Linked DNA regions of Homo sapiens: region 2 is linked to region 1. Evidence: chromatin loops called from intact Hi-C (ENCODE). Cell type or tissue: heart right ventricle. All regions are shown on one strand. Each heading gives the region's core, and the rest is flanking DNA. Links, peaks and the distances in the headings are about the cores only. Region 1 has its middle 130 kb from the start of RPS6KA2-AS1. Region 2 overlaps RPS6KA2 (ribosomal protein S6 kinase A2).

Evidence for each region. Hi-C counts contacts between places; a loop is a spot of excess contacts. Peaks named below come from ENCODE experiments on the same cell type or tissue, not always from the same donor. Only the 100,000 strongest peaks of a DNase experiment are listed, where the experiment ranks them.
Region 2: a loop joins it to region 1, with 2.5 times the contacts of the local background. A loop is called at or near these places in 4 of 110 quality-filtered maps.

What each region holds. Positions count from the first base shown.
Region 1 is chr6:166,771,565-166,780,649 of GRCh38, forward strand. It overlaps a transcript of RPS6KA2 not described here. Among named protein-coding and RNA genes, the nearest start is that of RPS6KA2-AS1, 130 kb to the right of the region's middle. RefSeq lists an enhancer at 1-408. In heart right ventricle, for the core only: a CTCF peak has its summit at 3,808 (motif pointing right); a DNase peak (open chromatin) is centred at 3,837; H3K27me3 peaks cover 3,013 bases.
Region 2 is chr6:166,452,296-166,461,380 of GRCh38, forward strand. RPS6KA2 (ribosomal protein S6 kinase A2) reads right to left here. Exons shown (of 21, transcript NM_021135.6): 12 at 7,154-7,256. RPS6KA2-IT1 (RPS6KA2 intronic transcript 1) reads right to left here. Exons shown (of 4, transcript NR_046793.1): 4 at 8,368-8,543. Among named protein-coding and RNA genes, the nearest start is that of RPS6KA2-IT1, 8.5 kb to the right of the region's middle. In heart right ventricle, for the core only: a CTCF peak has its summit at 4,216 (motif pointing right); no DNase peak of the experiment used is centred there; H3K27ac peaks cover 1,999 bases.

The sequences.
Region 1 (9,085 bases), core at 724-8,723:
GTGATGCAGGGGCCACATTTCCATTTCCTACTTTCTCCTTTAGCCTTTTCCTGCCACATTTCTCTTCTGTTCTCTGTTCCTTGGCTCATACCCACTGAAATATAAGAGATGAAGGAAGAAGCCAGAATTCAAATGAAATCTCCTTTGCCCCTACTGATGACTGCGGTTCAAGTGTCAGAAGACAGAGCGTTGGAATCACCATCTAAATGAAATGAGGCTAACAGGAGATGCCAGCGGCCTCTGCTGCCTCACATGGCCCTCGGTTGTCACGAGTGAGCACAGCTTTGGGGCTGGCTTCTCCCGAGTGTGCCATGAGGAAAGGGGTCCAGCGATTCTTCCCTGAGAGAAACCCCTGCACTGCGGGTGCCCATTCTCGCCTCAGCCTACACCTCCTCTGTCCTCCAACACAGCTGATGAGCGGCCGGTTTATCGAGGTGAGAATCATAGCTCTGTTTGTTTTATGTTCCCAACTGGACGGTAATTAATAACTGGCAAGAATACAGTTGCTAATGCTGACTTTACCACTTGTTTTTGCCATTTATGTACCTGTTTGTATTGTACTGGGCATGTATGGTGAGCCTATGTGGGGTTTCTACCCAGCAGCCCTTCTCCCCTCCTGGCAAGCACTCCCTTTCTTTCTATGGGACACTAGTTCCATGGAGTCCAGGTGGGAATGACCCCACCCCCCAGCCCCCCCACCACTGGGAGAAAGGCCCTAGCAGGGCTCCCTCAGAGCTGTCAGCCCCCTTGTCCTGGGATGGCCAGCCTGGCAGATGACCTAAGTCTGGGGTTTGTGCTTGCTCTGCCTTGGAAATGTGCCTGCCTGAGAATGGAGTCGAGCAAGGAGGAAGAGAAATTCAGTGTCCTGCCGACAGCTTCGGACGCTGGGATTCAGACCCACCAGAAACCATCTCTTTCAATGGTGTGAGCCAACAAATTGCCAATTTTAAGAAGGTTTGATTCTGTTTCTATAACTTGAAAAAGATGGTGAGACCCGGTGGAACATAAATGACGCTTTTACAGAAAAATACCTAATAGCATGAAAATCCCAAATGTGCCGCAATGTTGTGCCTTCGCCTATCACCTCATTCCACTCCATGACCTACTCTCAGGGCAACCAGCTTTTCAAAGGAAGTGCCCCACAGATGGCGCTACTAAGCCCGGCTGTCGGGACACACCTGAGACTGTGCATCCAGGGTATGCGGTGCTTGGGGTCCCTCATAAAAAGACACATTACTAAATTTTTCATATTGTCTTGTTTAGAATCACTGACTGTCTTTCCCTTCTCACTTCCTGGACTCTCTTCTTTGCAAACAACATTAAGAATGTTGTTAACTCCCCTGAATTAAACAGGGGAATCTGGAATGACTTGGACATTAAATGAGGATTCTCCAGCCACTCTGCAGCCACGCTATCCCTCCCACCTCCACCCCTTCTCTTCCTCCAAACTGGCCCCCACACCCATCCTCTCTACACCATGGTCAGCCTGCTGTGCGGGCTCCACGTCTGGGTCAACCCTGTGTGGGCAGAGAACAGGGGCAGCTTCCAGCTCCAGAAGGAAATCCCAGCTCCTCTACTACTCCTTTCCGATCCAGGACACGAGAGGAGAGGACTCCCCTTACGGATCCCATCTCCTCCCCTGAAGCATCTGTGACTGTGCAGGTTGGAGAAGGAGGCAGGGAAGGGGGTGAGGAGAGGGGGAAGAGGGGTCACAGGAAAGCCCAGTGTGCCCTAATGAGGGGCTTTCCATCACAGGGGAGTCAGAGCCCCCACAGGAAATCCTGACTCCTGAAGCAATCCACTTTTCTTTTCTTTCTTTTCGTTTTTTTTTGTTTTGTTTTGTTTTGTTGTTTTTGAGGTGGAGTCTCGCTGTGTCACCCAGGGTGGAGTACAGTAGTGCAGTCTTGGCTCACTGCAACCTCTGCCCCCCAGGTTCCAGTGATTCTCCTGCCTCAGCCTCGTGAGTAGCTGGGATTACAGGCGCCCACCACCACACCCAGCTAATTTTTGTGTTTTTAGCGGAGACAGGGTTTCACCATTGGCCAGGCTGGTCTGGAACTCCTGACCTCAGGTGATCTGCCTGCTTTGGCCTCCCGAAACACTGGGATTACAGGCGTGAGCCACTGCACCTGGCTGCAATCTGCTACTGTCCCCTTCCTCGTCTGTCCATCCTGTTACATACCTGTGACCACATTATCGTCAAAATACGTTTAACATGAATTTATTATCATCATGGCTAGCTCCACCAGGAAGAAAAAAAAACTACCGTTGAGATGACATAAAACGCTTTGTGCAAATGATCGTCCTCCAGGGGTATTCCGTGAAGAGGACACTTGTCATATAGCCAAGCATGCTTGCAGAAAATAAATGGACGTGGTCAGACAAATATTTTTGTGTGTTTCATTGATTTGAAATAAACTATCAGAAATTTCTAAACAAATACTCGCCAACCTTTTGGAAAAAAATATGGATTGAATCTTTTTTTTTAAGTCTAGAAAGTGACCCAGTGTTGTGGGAGAAATGTGAAAGGCAGGCACCATCGCTTTCACGGCACTTGGGGTCATAGTCTGGATGACCAAGATTCATTTGATCCTCAGGGGTCTTTTATGATTGGACTGCAAGTAAAGCTGCCAGCCAAATTTTATAACACAAAAGGTGTTCCGTGTGCTCACAGCACCCCTGCTTACCAGATGACAGAATGTCTTGAAGATTGTGCACGTTCCTCAAAAGACACATTTAGACAGTCATGGTCAGGCAGTTGATAGACTCGATATCAGCTATGAATTTCTCAGTGAAATTAGTGCATGGGATTCTAGAAAATTGGACACTTTCAAGTGGTGCTGTGGCTGGAGTGGTGCAGCCGTCTTTACCCAGCGAGCGTCCCGGCGTTGGTTATTCTGGGTCTTTGAGAATGCTGTGACTGTCCCTGCTGCTGCTGCACCCATCCCAGCACCACGTGGCTAAGCTCTCCCAAGATGCTACGGACCATGGTAGGGAGCTCAGCCTCCCAAGCAGCCAGCCAGGGTTTATTTCCTGGCACCAGAACTTAGGCAAGTCATTGGACTCCTCAGCCCCAATTTCCCTGTTTGTACAATTGAGGAAGACAGTCCCTTACACAGGGGTGGTGGGAGAAAGAAATGAGCTGGCCCATATTGGGCTCCCAGCAGACAGCAGCCATCAGTGAACATCAGCATGATGACGATGTGGGGAAAATTAAGGCGTTCCCAGATTACAGCAGCATAAAGGACCCCAAAACATCTCGCCCTTCTTTGAGAACGCTGGCATGTGTGCTTCTTGTCTGTGACCTCTGAGGAGTCGGATCCCCAGGTGCTTCAATAGCTCTGAGCTGTCCTTTATTTTGGATGAGCCCCGTCTTCCAGCTTTTAGGGTTGGGAGGGCAGAGGAGAAACGGCAGGTGGCACTGCGGATATTTTTACACAGGATAATGTGACCTGCCCAGCCTGCACCTGCGCTCAGCATCATCAGAGTTCCGTTTCTTATACTTAATTAGGCTACACAACCAATTTTACGATTTTACCATTTTGAAATCACGTGGGAGTTACCAAAATGGTTAATTTAAAACGGTTTTACCCAGACTTTGGGGGGCAGTCTTGATTCTTAAATGGCTTTGATGGCTTTGATAAACACCCTGGGCCCTTCCTCCAAAAAATACACACTCATTGAAAGCCCCCCCCACCCCCGGCCCCTTCGCACTATGCACAGCCCTCAGGAGCTCCACCTTTGGTTTTGGGGGAGTCTCTAAGTGCCCAAAAGTTTCCCTCGCAAATTTGCACGTCTACCACTAGATGGCAGCAGAGGACACAGCAAGTGAGAACACTCCGAGGCGCGTGCAGCCAATGAAATCCTGGAAACTTGTTACATTTTGTTATAACAAACAAAATATAGGCCTTGGTTTTCTTTAATCTTACTGATGTGCTCCTGGAAGAAGAAAAATGCTAATTTACACAGGGTCCACGTTGTAGGAAGGCTGAATTTGGTTTCCATGACCCCCGACTCTCCCTCCGCTGGTGCTCAGCTCTCCCCACACCTGCCAGCTTTATTTGGATTTCTGTCAGTTCTGAAGTATCAGCTACCTGAGGCTGCAGCATCAGCCAAGAAACCGTCTCTTTCAGACGCTTGCTGGCTTCAGGGCTGCAGCCCGGGGATCTTCTCTAGATAAAGCGCGGTGGAAACACACACAGACACATGACGATGCTGTCGACCCACATGCCTGAGCTCTGGGATTCCACGGCTGGAGCTCGGAACTGCGAAGGGGCAGAGACTGAGCGCAGGCAAAGGCGCACAGAGAGGACTACACAACACAAAGGATAATGTCCTCGCGATGGAGGAACCACTGTGGACAGTCAGGAAGACAGACACGCGTGGAGGGCCAGAACTGGAAGTGAGGGCGGGCATTGCTGGCTTTATCTGATCACTGGGAAGGGTGGTTGTGAAAGCCACTGAGGGTGTGTGCCTCTCCCCAGCCACAGCGGTGCTGGAGAGGAGGCTGGGGCGCTCACCACTCTTTCCTCTACCATCCGGCTCTGGGGGCCAGGTCCATGCAAAAATACGTGGAGAAAGTACAGCTTAGAGGACTTCTACTTCCAGCAAGACGCCAGGCAGAAATGACAGAGAATGATCTCGCTACACCCACTAGAAGTGGTGGATAAAACACAACAAAAAAGGAGGTTCAACGAAAAGCTGAGTTGTAAGAAGGAAGGATTAACCCACAGGCTCCAGAAATGAGGAGGACTGGAAGAGAGAGAATGGAGTCCCCGCACTGACTTTGAGACCGTCCTGGGGGCATTTTCCGTTTCTGTAATCTTCCAGGTTAGATTTCTTGTTTTTGTGTTTTAATTTTTTTTATATCGAGGTGAATTTCACACAACAAAATTGATCGTTTTAACATGAATGATGAGGTGGCGTTTAGTGCATTCACACTGACGTGTCACCAGGTAATTCCCAACATCTGCCTCTTCCACGCCCATGAAGCAGTTGCTCCCCACTCTGCCCTCCCAGTCCCTGGCAACCAGCAATCCGTGCCGTCTCTGTGGGTTCACCTGCTCTGGGCATTTGGTATAGACAGAACCGCACAGCGTGGGGTCTTCTGGGTCTGGCTTCTTTTGCTCTGCATGATGTGCTCGAGGTTCGTCCATGTTGCAGGGTGTGTCAACGCTTCCTTCCCTTTAGTGGCTACATAACATGCCATTGTTTGTTTACACCACAGTTTGTGCGTCCATTCATCCATTGATGGACATGTGGGCTGTCTCTTATCTTTTGGCGACTGTGAGTTGTGCTGCTATAAACAAGTGTGTGCGTATTTTTGTTTCAGTACCTGTTTTCAACAATCTTGGGTACATACCTAGGAGGGGGTCAGCCGCAGCCTTTCATGTGCTTCTCCGCCATTTGTAGTTCTCTTTTGGAGAAATGTCTACTTAAGCCCATCACCCATTTTTTCATTGGGCTGGTGGTCTTTTTGTTGTTCAAGCTTGGGTTTTAATATGCTGGAGATACAGGGAAGGAGGATGGGGCGGCTGTGAGGTGAAGAGCTGGACCTGAGGTTGCTGCGGGAGGCCTGAGCAGGGAGCGCAAAGCCTGGACGAAAGCCCCGACCAGCTGAGAAGAGGACGGGAGACATCGAACTTGTCCTGGGCTCAGGTTAACAATACATGGATTTTACGTCTTCTCTGATAATTAAAAATGCCAGGCCTGTGCCTTCCATGAGTTTGGGTGTGAATTCATAATGACAAGGGTGGCTCAGGGTGAAGTTTAATGTGACAGCTGGTCTGGTGCCAGGAACATGCCTAAGTCACAAACCCAGAACTCCGCTGAAGGGACCACCTGAAACTGAGCCACGGGGAAAGCACAGAGAGAGGAAGTGGCCTCCGAGTGCACGCACAGCCAGGAGCCCCAGAACCCAGGCAGCGCCACTCTGCACGATGGGCAGAGGACACACAAAAAGGCAAAAATGGAGCCAAGAATTCCAGAGAACAGATGAACAATATTCAGGAGTATTAAAGAAGTATTGTTAAAAGTTATAAAATCATAAAGAACATAGTAAAAGAAATAAATGTAAACAAGTTGGAAAGAATAAATTAAAACTGCTACGGTTCACAGATAGTATAAATCTCTACAGAATCCAAGAGAATCTACAGAGAATTTATTAATTTGAATAAGAGGGTATGGAAAGGTTATGGATGGAAAAGTAATATTCAAAAGCAGTTTTGGCAATACAGCAGAAAATAATTTTAAATGATAGCATTTGCAATTGTGAGAGAGAGAGAAAAGAGAAGAAAAAACCTTATAAGCTATAAAAGAGACATCTAAAAAAATGTGTAATGTCTTTACAGAAAAGATGAGTAACTTTATTGAAAGATATAAAAGAAGACTAAAGTAAATCTTAATACAGTAAATATAGCAATTTTTCCAAAGTCAATCTGTAAATTTAATTTAATAAAATCATAATCCAAAAAGGACGATTTTTTCTGAATTTAAAACAAAGTGATTTTGAAGGCTGAAGGACAGCCAACACCATTTTAAAGACACAGAAGCAAAGACAAGCCCTGGCAGGGAGATATCGGTGCTTACGTTAGCCTTAGAAGAACTCAGAGGGTGCCACGGGCGCAGCAGAGCCTGGAGACCTGCCTGCCTCTGTGTGGGGCTCACGAAAGGGCAAAGCTGTTAGAGAACAGCAGGGTGAGATGGCCTCTGCAACGACTGGCGCCGGCCAACTGACTGATCAACCTCATACCATATATATCAATACATTCAAGATGCGTTAAAGGCCAGAATGTGAAAAAACCAAACCACAATGTTCAAAAGGATATCCAGGAGATGATATGGTTGTTTTAACTTGAGCTACTAAAGAATTCTTTAAACAACTCAGAACGCCATACATTGTTTTACAAATTGTTTTTTAGGCTGGGCATGGTGGCTCACACCTGTAATCTCAGCACTTTCGGAGGCCGAGATGGGTGGATCACCTGAGGTCAGGAGTTCAAGACCAGCCTGGCCAACACGGCGAAACCCCGTCTCTACTAAAAATATAAAAATTAGACGGTTGTGGTGGCACGCGCCTATAGTCCCAGCTACTCGGGAGGCTGAGGCAGGAGAATCTCTTGAACCCAGGAGGCAGAGGTTGCAGTGAGCCAAGATCATGCCATTGCACTCCAGCCCGGGTGACAAGAGTGAAACTCTATCAAAAAAACAACAAGATTAACCCATTAACTCATGTGTTAATAAGATGCGTCCACTCCTGTCAGAGAGTGAGCTCCTGGCTCCTACAAACAGCACCGTAAGCGCCACGCTGCGTCTGGTGAGAGTTGGAGAAGCAAAAACTCTGGCCCGTTGCTATTGACTACACTGATGCTCTGATACACCCAGCATTCAGCTGCTTTGGAGAGCAGTTTGTCGATAGCAGATTAACTTGAAAATGCGCAAATCTTGTGGCCTGCCGATTTCACATTGACGTGTCTAGACAGGGAGTGTAACTCTGGCGCACACTGATGGGGAGACAGGTGCGAGCTTTCTCACTGGCACTGCTTCAAAGATCAAAACATTGAACGTAATCTAACGGTTCCTTGGTGGGAGAGTGGAAAAGTAAACTATGGCATTTTTCCTACCGTGATGTTCTCTACGGCCCTCAGGATGGTGCAACAGAGCTCTGTCATCAGCAGGGGTCAATCCCAAAATATCCTAAGGAGTTGTTTTTAAAGTAAGCTTCAAAAGCAAAGAGACTGCCTTCCGTCCAGTAAAGATTTAAAGCACACCTGTAATTTATAGATGCTGAGTCTCATGGACTGAATTGTATCCTCAAAATTCCTGTGTTGAAGCCCGGCCCGCACATGTGGAGGGTGTGAGTCTGGAAATGCTCAGGGACCCCCGGGCTTCACAAGATGACTGAGACATTGGAGGAGGGGCCTGGGAGCCTGTGCTTGTGACCCCAACCCTTGGCTGGTGGAATAGGGGAGAGCCCAGGGCTAAGGGAGAGAAAGAACCAGTAACCCATGTGCCGGAGCCGCTCCGGGGCCTCAGTCTAGTCAGGATCCAGATCACACAGCCGTGATCGCCCACATCCCGTCCACAGAGCACTTGCTCTGTGTCCTTAGGTGAGCGGCCAGGGTGTTTCCTTTCCATGAGCAGATTCGGCTCAACTCATCCTCCTCTCACCCCAGACTCTCACCAGGCAGAAGAGGAACTGGATGGCTGACTGCAGAAGGGACCCATGAAGTGAGGGCGGCCAAGAGAAATAACGGCAAGGCTGGGGCTAGCGTTGCCGACGGCTGCTGGAAAAGGACTCACCAAGTCCCTCAGCTCGCTAGAGACAACCAATGCTCTCAGTGGCAAACACTGGGGTGGCAGACTGGGAAGGAGATAGTTTTTTTGAACTCATCCCAAGGATACCACCATATTTTAAAAAGTGCCAAGATGACAGTGCTCCCCCTTTTCTATGGGAGATAGGGAAAGGCCTCCTCTGCTTTTCTTCATGGTGGGAGGCCTTGCTAATTTCTCAGGCAAGGGGATGGCTCAAAGCAGGAGAAGTGTTCCTTGGCAAGCAATGAGTAGCGTCACTGTGACCAATAGCAGCATAGTTCTGGGCTGCATCGCGTACCCCAAAATCCATGCCTTGAAGTCCAGCCCCAGTGCCTGGGAATGTGTCCTGATTTGGGAAAGGGCCATTGCAGCTGGGCTTAGCTGAGAGGCAGTCACCTCGGAGTATGTGGGCCTAGTCCAATATGATGGTGTCCTCAGAGGCACAGAAACAGGTGCATGGGGGACAATGGCCACCTGGCCATGGGGAGAGAGATGGGGGAAGGACCACCAGCAACCATGAAGCCAGAGAGAGGCCCGAGCACAGCCTCCCTCACAGCCCCAGCGGGAGCCAGGCCTGCGGCACCTGGACCTGGGGCTTCTGGCCTCGGGACTGTGAGACGACCAACCTCTATTGTTTAAGTCGCCCAGTCTCGGTGCCTTGTTACGGCAGCTCTGGCAAATGCGTATACCACAGAAGCCAGAGGTTCCCTTCATGGGCCCACCCAGAGGAGCTGGAGAACCAGGAGAAAACATCATTCAGTGTTTAACCAAG
Region 2 (9,085 bases), core at 382-8,381, 320 kb before region 1:
AGTGCACAGTAATAACAAATTGTAGATGACGCAAACAAATGGAAAAACATCACATGCTCATGAATCAGAAGAATTAATATCATCAAAATGAACATATCACCCAAAGCAATCTACAGATTCAATGCAATCTCTATCAAAAAACCAACGTCATTTTTCACAGAATTAGAAAAAACAATCCTAAAGTTAACATGGAACCAACAAAGAGCCTGAATAGCCAAAGCAATTTTAAGCAAAAGGAACAAAGCTAGAACTAGAAGCATCACATTACCTGACTTCAATTATATCACAAGGAGATAGTAACTAAAATAGCATGGTACTGGTATAAACATAGACACACAGATTAACGGAACAGAATAGAAAACCCAGAAATAAAGCCACATGCAAAGTCAACAAAAACTTTGTGGGGAAAAGACACTCTTTTCAATAAATGATACCGGGAAAATTAGTTCGTCATAAGCAAAAGAATGAAACTGGACCCCTATGTCTCACCATATACAAAAATCAACTAAGAGATTAAAGACTTAAGTGATGAAAGACCTGAAACAATGAAAATACTAGAATAAATCCTAGAGAAAACTCTTTAGGACATGGGTCTAGCGAAAGACTTCGAAAGTCTTTTAAGGGCTGGGTGCAGTGGCTCACACCTGTAATCCCAGCACTTTGGGAGGCTGAGGCAGGTGGATCACTAGGTCAGGAGTTCGAGACCAGTCTGGCCAACATAGTGAAACCCTGTCTCTACTAAAAATACAAAAAAAATTAGCCAGGTGTGGTGGTGTACGCCTGTAATCCCAGCTGCTTGGGAGGCTGAGGCAGGAGAATTGCATGAACCCGGGAGGCGGAGGTTGCAGTGAGCCAAGATGGCGTCACTGCACTCCAGCCTGGGCGACAGAGTGAGACTCCATCACACACACACACACACACACACACACACACACAAAAAGGCTTTAAGACCAGCATAAGAAATCATCAACAGAATGAACAGACAACCTGCAGAATGGGAGAACATATTTGCAAACTATGCAACTGACAGGGGAGTAATATCTAGAATTTACAAGGAACTCGAACAACTCAACAACAACAACAAAACAAATAACCCCATTAAAAATTGACCAGAGGACATAAGTAGACATTTTTCAAAAGAAGACATACAGATGGCCAAACAGCATATAAAAAATGCTCAAGATCGCTAATCATCAGATAAATACAAATGAAAACCACAATGAGATATCACCTTACATCAGTCAGAATGGCTATTACTAAAAAGTCAAAAAAATAACAGATGTTGGTGAGGATGTGGAGAAAGGTGGTGGGAATGTAAATTAGTACAACCTCCATGAAAAACAGTACGGAAATTTCTCAAAGAACTAAATGGAACTATATTCGATGCAGCAATCCCACTGCTGGGCATTGCCCAAAGGAAAAGAAATCGTTGTCTCAAAAAGATACCCGCACTTGGAAGCTTACTGCAGCACTATTCACAATTGCAAAGTCATGGAATCAACCTAAGTGTCCATCAACAGGTGATTGGGTAAACAAAATGTGGTACATATACGCAATGGAATACTATTTAGTCATAAAAAAGAATGAAATCATGTCTTTTGCAGCAACATGGATGGAAAAGAAGGCCATTATTTTAAGTGAAACAACTCACACGTGGAAAGTCAAACATCGCATGTTCTCACTCATAAGTGGGTGCTAAATTGCTAAATAATGTCTGCATGTGGATGTCGAGTGTGGTGGGATAGAGAATGGAGACGTGGAAGGGTGGGAGAAGGTGAGGGATGAGAAATTACTTAATGGGTAAAATGAACACTCCTCAGGTGATGGTTACACTAAAAGACCAGCCCTCACCACTATGTACTCTACCCATGAACAAAACTACATCTGTACCTCTGAAATTTACAGAAATAAAAAATAAAACAGGCTGGGCGCGGTGGATCACACCTGTAATCTCAGCACTTTGGGAGGCTGAGGTGGGCAGATCACGAGGTCAGGAGTTCACGACCAGCCTAACCAACATGGTGAAGCCCTGTCTCTATTAAAAATACAAAAATTAGCCAGGCGGGGTGGCGCACGCCTGTAATCCCAGCTACTCAGGAGGCTGAGGCAGGAGAATCGCTTGAACCTGGGAGGTGGAGGTTGCAGTGAGCCAAGATCGCACCACTGCACTCTAGCCTGGGTGACAGAGCGAGACTCTGTCTCAAACAAAACAAAACAAAAAAACAAGCAAACGAAAAAATCCCAAAGTACTTAGACATAAATGTAGAAAAAGTCTGTTTCAGTGATATGTGTTACAGAAAAGAAAAAGGAGACACTAAATACTCCTCACTAAGACAATCATGGTCATGGTCAACAGTGGCCCATCTGTATCAGGATGCTTTGTAATGATTGCAGTGTGAGTCCTGCCAGCGAGACCAGGGCCATCAGAAGGAGCCACAGTTGCATGGACTGACAGAGACGTGGCTTCCTAATCGTTTGTCAAATCAAAAAAGCAAAAAGCTGTTGAACAATATGAAGAACCCAGACATTACTTAAAAAATTAAATATATTTTAATATATTTAAAAACAGAATAGGATAATAGATTAATATATTAAAATAGAATATATATTACACTAAAATAGAATACTATAATACATTATATAATATGTAAATTTATAATATATGAAAATATAATACGTAATTTTTCCTGAAAACACACATATGTACAAATTTAAACATTCTTATTTATATATCTTTTAAGACTCCCTGTATGTATAGTTGTGTGCATATTTGTATATTCGAGAATTCTCTACCCGCAGGCCTTTGTCTCTCAGCACTTCTTCCCCCCCTCGTCTGTTTAGGTGCTGTACTTTGAAAGGAAGAAAGTGCACCTAGTTCTCAGTTTTATCTCCACACGGTGCGGCAGGTGTGTGGGGGTGGGAGGCAGCTGCAGAGAACACGTGTTTTGTTTCTTAGCATCATATTTTGGGGACAACGGTTATGAGGGCAGCCGCTCCGAAGCCCAGGAGCCGGGCCCCACGCCGCGTGGGCCTCTGGTGCAAGCGGGGGCCAGGCCGTGGGCAGATGGACGACGCAGCGTCCCACTGGTGCTCTTCCTGGGGTAGGAAGCGTCATGGACCCGGGCTCATCTTCAGTGTCCTGAACCAAGAGGCAGCTAGAGCCAGGTGTCGGCCCTCAAAGGGGCCAAAAAAGGGGCCTTCACAGTCACCCCAGGTAGATGCCCACGCGACCCCTGGACTAATGTGACCAGAGTCGGCTGTGTTTGGAAATAAACTTCCAACGCTCCAGACTAGCGAAGCGTCGTTAAAAAACCGAAGGTACCCTGAGTGGTTTTTAGAAACTGAAATTCTGCAGCGCGACCCGGCAGAGAAGCTCGGGGCTTTCTGAGCGGCTCTGCTTCGCGGCACACGGAGCCGCTCGAGGAGGAGGCGCTCCTGCTACACCCGGTTTGCTCTCTGCACAAAGTCTGGCTTTGAGGTCTGCCTCCTCCCAAAGATCCCCTGAGCTACCACGGGCCGCAGATTCTCCCCCGGAAAAATGAAACACACATGGCTACATCATGGTTTAAGAAATCTTCAAACCTGGAGGCACTTTGATGTCTTCCCTTAGGGATTTAGACTCAGAGCTTGAGCTTATTCTGGGGAATCCGCAGAGCCACACGAGTGTGAAGTGCTGAGCAAGGATTGGGAGTCCAATTTACAGCCTGTGGAGGAGTGTGTGCGGGGGTGGGGGCACAGGCCATGTTAACTTGACAGACACAGTTTCATTGGTGAATGGAAAATCTGTAATTCCAATAAGCAATGTCTTCTAACCAACCAAGAGGCACGGAAGACACAGCCACAACCTTCCGTGGCCAGAGAACCCATGCCTCTCCTCACACAGACCAAGGAGAGCCTGCGGAAAGGGTAAAAGTAACAGCAATTTACCGAAGGCCAAGTGGATCTTCACCAAAAGTTAAGAGGCTGACATTTGGTCGGTGTGGCTAGCTAGTAAGGAAATGACAGGTGGCCTAAATAGAATTTAAAGCACTTTATAATCACCTGAGGGATGCCGATTTTCAGCACAGTATTTAAGAAGAGCAAAATTGTGAGTCAGATAAAAGGAGATGTAGAACTACAGTAATTACAAACAACCTCTCATGGTCCTGTGGGTATTTCCTGATTTGTGGAGTCTGCCTGATCGGTTTAAAATCTTAGATTGGCATCTCGGGCTAAGCAGCATGCTCTAGGGGGCAGCCAAGGTGTGATCAGGGAATAGAAACCAGCTTGAGCGCTGGCTGAAGTTTCAGAAAAGACTGAAAGCCTAACTGTAAGAAATTCCCACTGTGAGTCCAGGATCTAACATAGAGGATTTGTAGCTTATCCATTGCTTCAGAGTCACATTTCTACAGCTGCTCATTCACCCAGCCATGTGCTCAGCTCACATGCTTAGAAAATCCTACTCTCCTGTACAAATCAGAATGAGTTTAATGTGTCTTTAGCACTTCAATTACTACCTACCTCAAAGGCAAACAGTGGTGTGATAAATTAACTGAAACTGATTGGAGAACTGGAAACACTAAGGAATAAAAAAGGCAATTCTGAATAGCACTGGAGTGCATTGTGTCTAATTATGTTTTCCTTAGGCTATTATTAAAATACAATGGAATTCTCTAGAAGCTCAAAAAAAGCTTCCGGTTCCACTGGCCAACTAGGTTGGGGTTTAAATTCTTCACAGATAAGATAAAAGGCATGTCCATATGAATATTAGAGTTGACTGTATTAACATTTTCTTACCAAGCAGCACAAACATAGACTTTCTTTCCACATTTTAAACACACAGCCCCACATGTTGGCACCTCACGAGGATGTGTGCACGTTCTGTTAGGGACCTTATGGTCCTTGTGGACTTAGGGACAACGATCTCGTGGTCAGACCTAATTGCCTCTGAGCTCCTTTTACATTCAGGCCAACAATAGGTGGAGAAATATCATGACTTGCTTGGGTGACCTGTGGGCAGGGGCAGGAGGGAATCCCCAAATCCTGCCCCATCTTTTCAAACTCAGAAACTGAAAAGTAATCCTGTTCTGTGAATTGGGTTAAGTTTGTCAATGGGAAGGACCAACCCCAACACACAAATACTTTCTAAGGAAGCTGAGAATGGGGTGAGGTGAAAATCCCACAGTCACTTACCGGAGAGAGCAGACCCAGAAGTGTTCTCCAAGGCAGCCTCATTACATCATGAATCAGTGATGAACCAAAGCTATAATGATAGTTTTAATTCTACCTGGGGACTGCAGGATGACCCAAAAGAAGTAACTGAGCAGCCGGTGGCATGACTCCCTGGTTTACAGTGCCCGGAATCAGCTTTCTTCCTGTTCTTGGTACCAATGTGGCCTGGGTCAGGAGCTGGCCTAGGCCCATCAAAAGTCCCGCTAAAAGCCCCGCAACCCTCCCTATCTGCACACGCTCACACCCTCCTCAATGTGTTCATCTGGGTATATGGGAAACAGGGATTTCACCAACAGCTGAATCTGGAGGAACAAAGTGGATTCTCTAACTTCATCTACCTGACATTTTGTGGTTGACCATATATTTGTTTCCCGATTATCTTTTAAAAAATAAGAAAATTTCAGATTCAAAAGCAGCGAGAAAAAATACAGTGAATCCCCGTAGATCCAAGATGCAGCCTGGCCAACCACCAGCTCCCTGGACTTGTCCCACTTATGTCTACAGAAGGAGCTTGTGGATGGTTTTGTACATAACCAGCATACTGTTAGTGTTGTGGACTGAATTATGTCCTTCCCAAATTCAAATGTTAAGGCCCTACCCCCAAGTGTAACTGTATTTGGAGACAGGGCCTTGATATGGTTCAGCTTTGTGTCCCCACCCAAATCTCAGGCTCTGTGTCCCTACCCAAATCTCATCTTGGAGCCCTCATAATTCCCATGTGTTGTAGGAGGGACCTGGTGGGAGATGACTGAATTATGGGGGTGGGTCTTTCCTGTGCTGTTCTCATGATGGTCAATGAGTCTCATGAGATCTGAGAGTTTTAAAAAGGGGAGTTTCCCTGCACAAGCTCTCTCTTTGTTGCCATCCACGTAAGATGGGGCTTGCTTCTACTTGCCTTCTGCCACGATTGTGAGGCTTCCTCAGCCATGTGGAACTGTAAATTCACTAAACTTCTTTCTTTTGAAAAATTGCCCAGTCTCAGGTATGTCTTTATCAGCAGTGTGAAAACAGACTAATACAGGCCTTTAAGAGAATAACTGAAGTTAAGTGAGGATAAAAGTGTGGGGCCCTAATCCAAGAGGACTAGTGTCCTTATAAGAAGACAGAGAGACACCAGAGCTCCATCTTGCTGTCTTTGCACACACAGAAGAAAGGCCACGTGGGGACACAGCAAGAACACAGCTGTCTGCAAGTCAAGGCGAGAGCTCTCACCAGGAACCAACCCTGTCAGTACCTTGAACTTGGACTTCCAGCCTCCAGACTGTGAGAAAATAAATGACTGTTGTTTAAACCACACAGTCTGTAGTATTTTGTTATGATAGCCCTATCAGACCAGGATAATTACCATATATAAAAAAGCAGACTTTAATTCATTAATATCCCAAAAAGATAACTTTTAAAGGGAGCTGACCAGTTCTGATGAAATTTGCTAGACCCCAAGAGTAATTTCAGACACACCAGGAGACCAAATCTATGCATCCAATTGCTGTGCTATTTAGTAGCCGATACTACTTTTCAAATGGGTTTCTGTTTTTTGCATGAATAATATCTATAGCTCATAAATCTATAGACATAACTGACAGCCTTCCCTCTCCGTAAATGCACTTTAATTGAAAGAGGGATTTTAATTGCCTCCAGTTTCTTTTCTTGCTCTTGCTGTGTGTCTCTCTGACACAGGAAGTAACTGGACCGGTGTCTTGGAATAAGGATACCTTCATCATTTCCAAGGTGGAGGTTATATAGGGAACAACAGAGAACTGGGGCTATCACTTAAACCTTTATCACTGAGCAGAGAAAACAACAACAAAAAACCCAAACAGAATGGACAGTTATTTTCCATGAAAAGAATTCTGAGGCATGGGAATTTCTTGTTCCTAGATATCTGTCTCTAAGGGGTCAGGTGGGAGAAGCCACCGATAGAGGGAACCACTGTGGCACACACCTGTGGGCGTCCGCGCTGTGAACTCGGGGTCAAAGTGGAAGGTGTCCTCAGGCCTGCCCACTGCTGGTTTGAACGGTGGCTTGATCTCCTTCCGGTACAGCGTCTATTAATACAAGGAAAGCAAGACAGGGCACTGAGGATGCACAGACATTGCCACAGAACACTGGGGACAGAGAAACCTGCTGTGGGGAGGGAAGGATGTTCTTATCACAGACTGCATTGGCCTTGTGGATTACAAGGGATTTCTAAATACTCTGAAATATAGATGGCATAAAATATATTATGTGTAGTATGATAGATACTATGGCATATATAATAACGATGTATTATAGAAAGGTATAGAAAAGGCATAGTTTGAGGTATGAGGGTTTGGGGACATGCCAAGTGTTCTTCATTTTAGGGCAATAGTTTTCTAGCTTCTTCTTGGTAGTAGAATCTTCTTTTCCAAGTAAAATCATACAGGACAGCCACCACTTGCCCCCACTGGGGACAGCAGTGAAGAGGCCGTGTGGCTCTCTCCTCCCTGCCCTGGGACTTTGGGGCCAGCACCACGGAACTTCAGCTCTGCGGGGCACTGCAAAAACCGCCGACCCAGAGCCACCCCAGGGTGCTCTCTTGCCAGTGTCTCAGGGCCTGTGCTCTGGGGCCTTGGCACCTCTGCCAGAAACCTGCCTTGGGTGTCAGAATGAGGGCGCCCAGGCTCCTCGACAGGAGGACGCCTGCATCTGCAGAGAACCGGCCCTTCCCATGCCCCCTCTGGGCCCAAACTTATTTCCCCAACAGGACCTTGGACAGAAGGCACAGAAAGTCCACAGCCCTCTGTGCTCCGGTCTCAGAGCTGCCTGCCTGACAATGCTTTCCAAAGCTGAGATGTGTTGTTTTCAATCCTCTAGGGCAACAAGGCATTCTGTTGGGAATTCAATGTAAAGAAAGCACACACAGGTACCTGGAACCTGGCGTAGTCCTCAGGCGGGTGATGCTGCAGGTGGTGCTTAGATGGAGGGAGCCGGGGGAGCCCAGTGCTGAGAGAAGTGTGGAGGGGGAGGGGCACTGGAGGGAGGACTGGGGCCTGAGGCCTGACTGGAAGGCCGAGGGACCTCCGGGCAGATTCAGTAGAGGATGCTGGGTTTAGTCAAATCACCCTGACGACAGAAGGCACGGGCCATGCCAGTGTGCTGAGGGGCCAGCCTGGTAGTTAGCAGGGCAGCAGCAGGGCAGGGCCAGGCTGGGGTCTTGCCCCCCACTGAGCATGGGGTTTCCTTAATCCTGCCTAGGGAGGGTCCCCACGGTGTTCGCAGAAAACATCCAGCCTGGAGTCCTGTCCTGGGCACTTGTGTGTGACCATCTAGAGCTCAGTTCTGGACTCAGGGACCCTCATGGCCGTGCAGCTCTGGAAAATGGACACAGTGACTCCAGCTAAAACCTGTTCTACATCTCTGGAAAGCAAATTTCAACACCTCCTCCGATGAGGCCCGACGGGAAGGGAGAGGAGGGAGGAGGGCGTCTGACATCTGGGTCCCACCTGGGGCACACCCTGCTCTGCTTATCCGGGAGCACCTGGGTCAGAGCCCAGGCCAGAAACCAGGGCCCACAGCTACTGCAGGAGGGCGAGGTGCCAACAGACGCCCCCGAGCTCCCCCGGGGGCTTATCAGGCAGCAGGATGTGCCCTGATGTGCAAGAGCTCAGGGCGTGCACGCGGGAACCATCGGAGGAGAAACAGGATTGAATTCAGCCCTGAATTATTTGCTCATTTCCTGCCTTGGGGGCATAGATTTCATTAGCACCGAGTTACTCTTCAAGCCATTTTCAGAAATGAAAAGACGCTGCTTTCTGCAGTGAGGCACAGGACAGGTGGGAATAATCTCCCCAGACACATGTGCTTGCCTGAGGAAGTCTCCTGAGCTGGGAAGCCCAGGCCATCGGGTGCCACG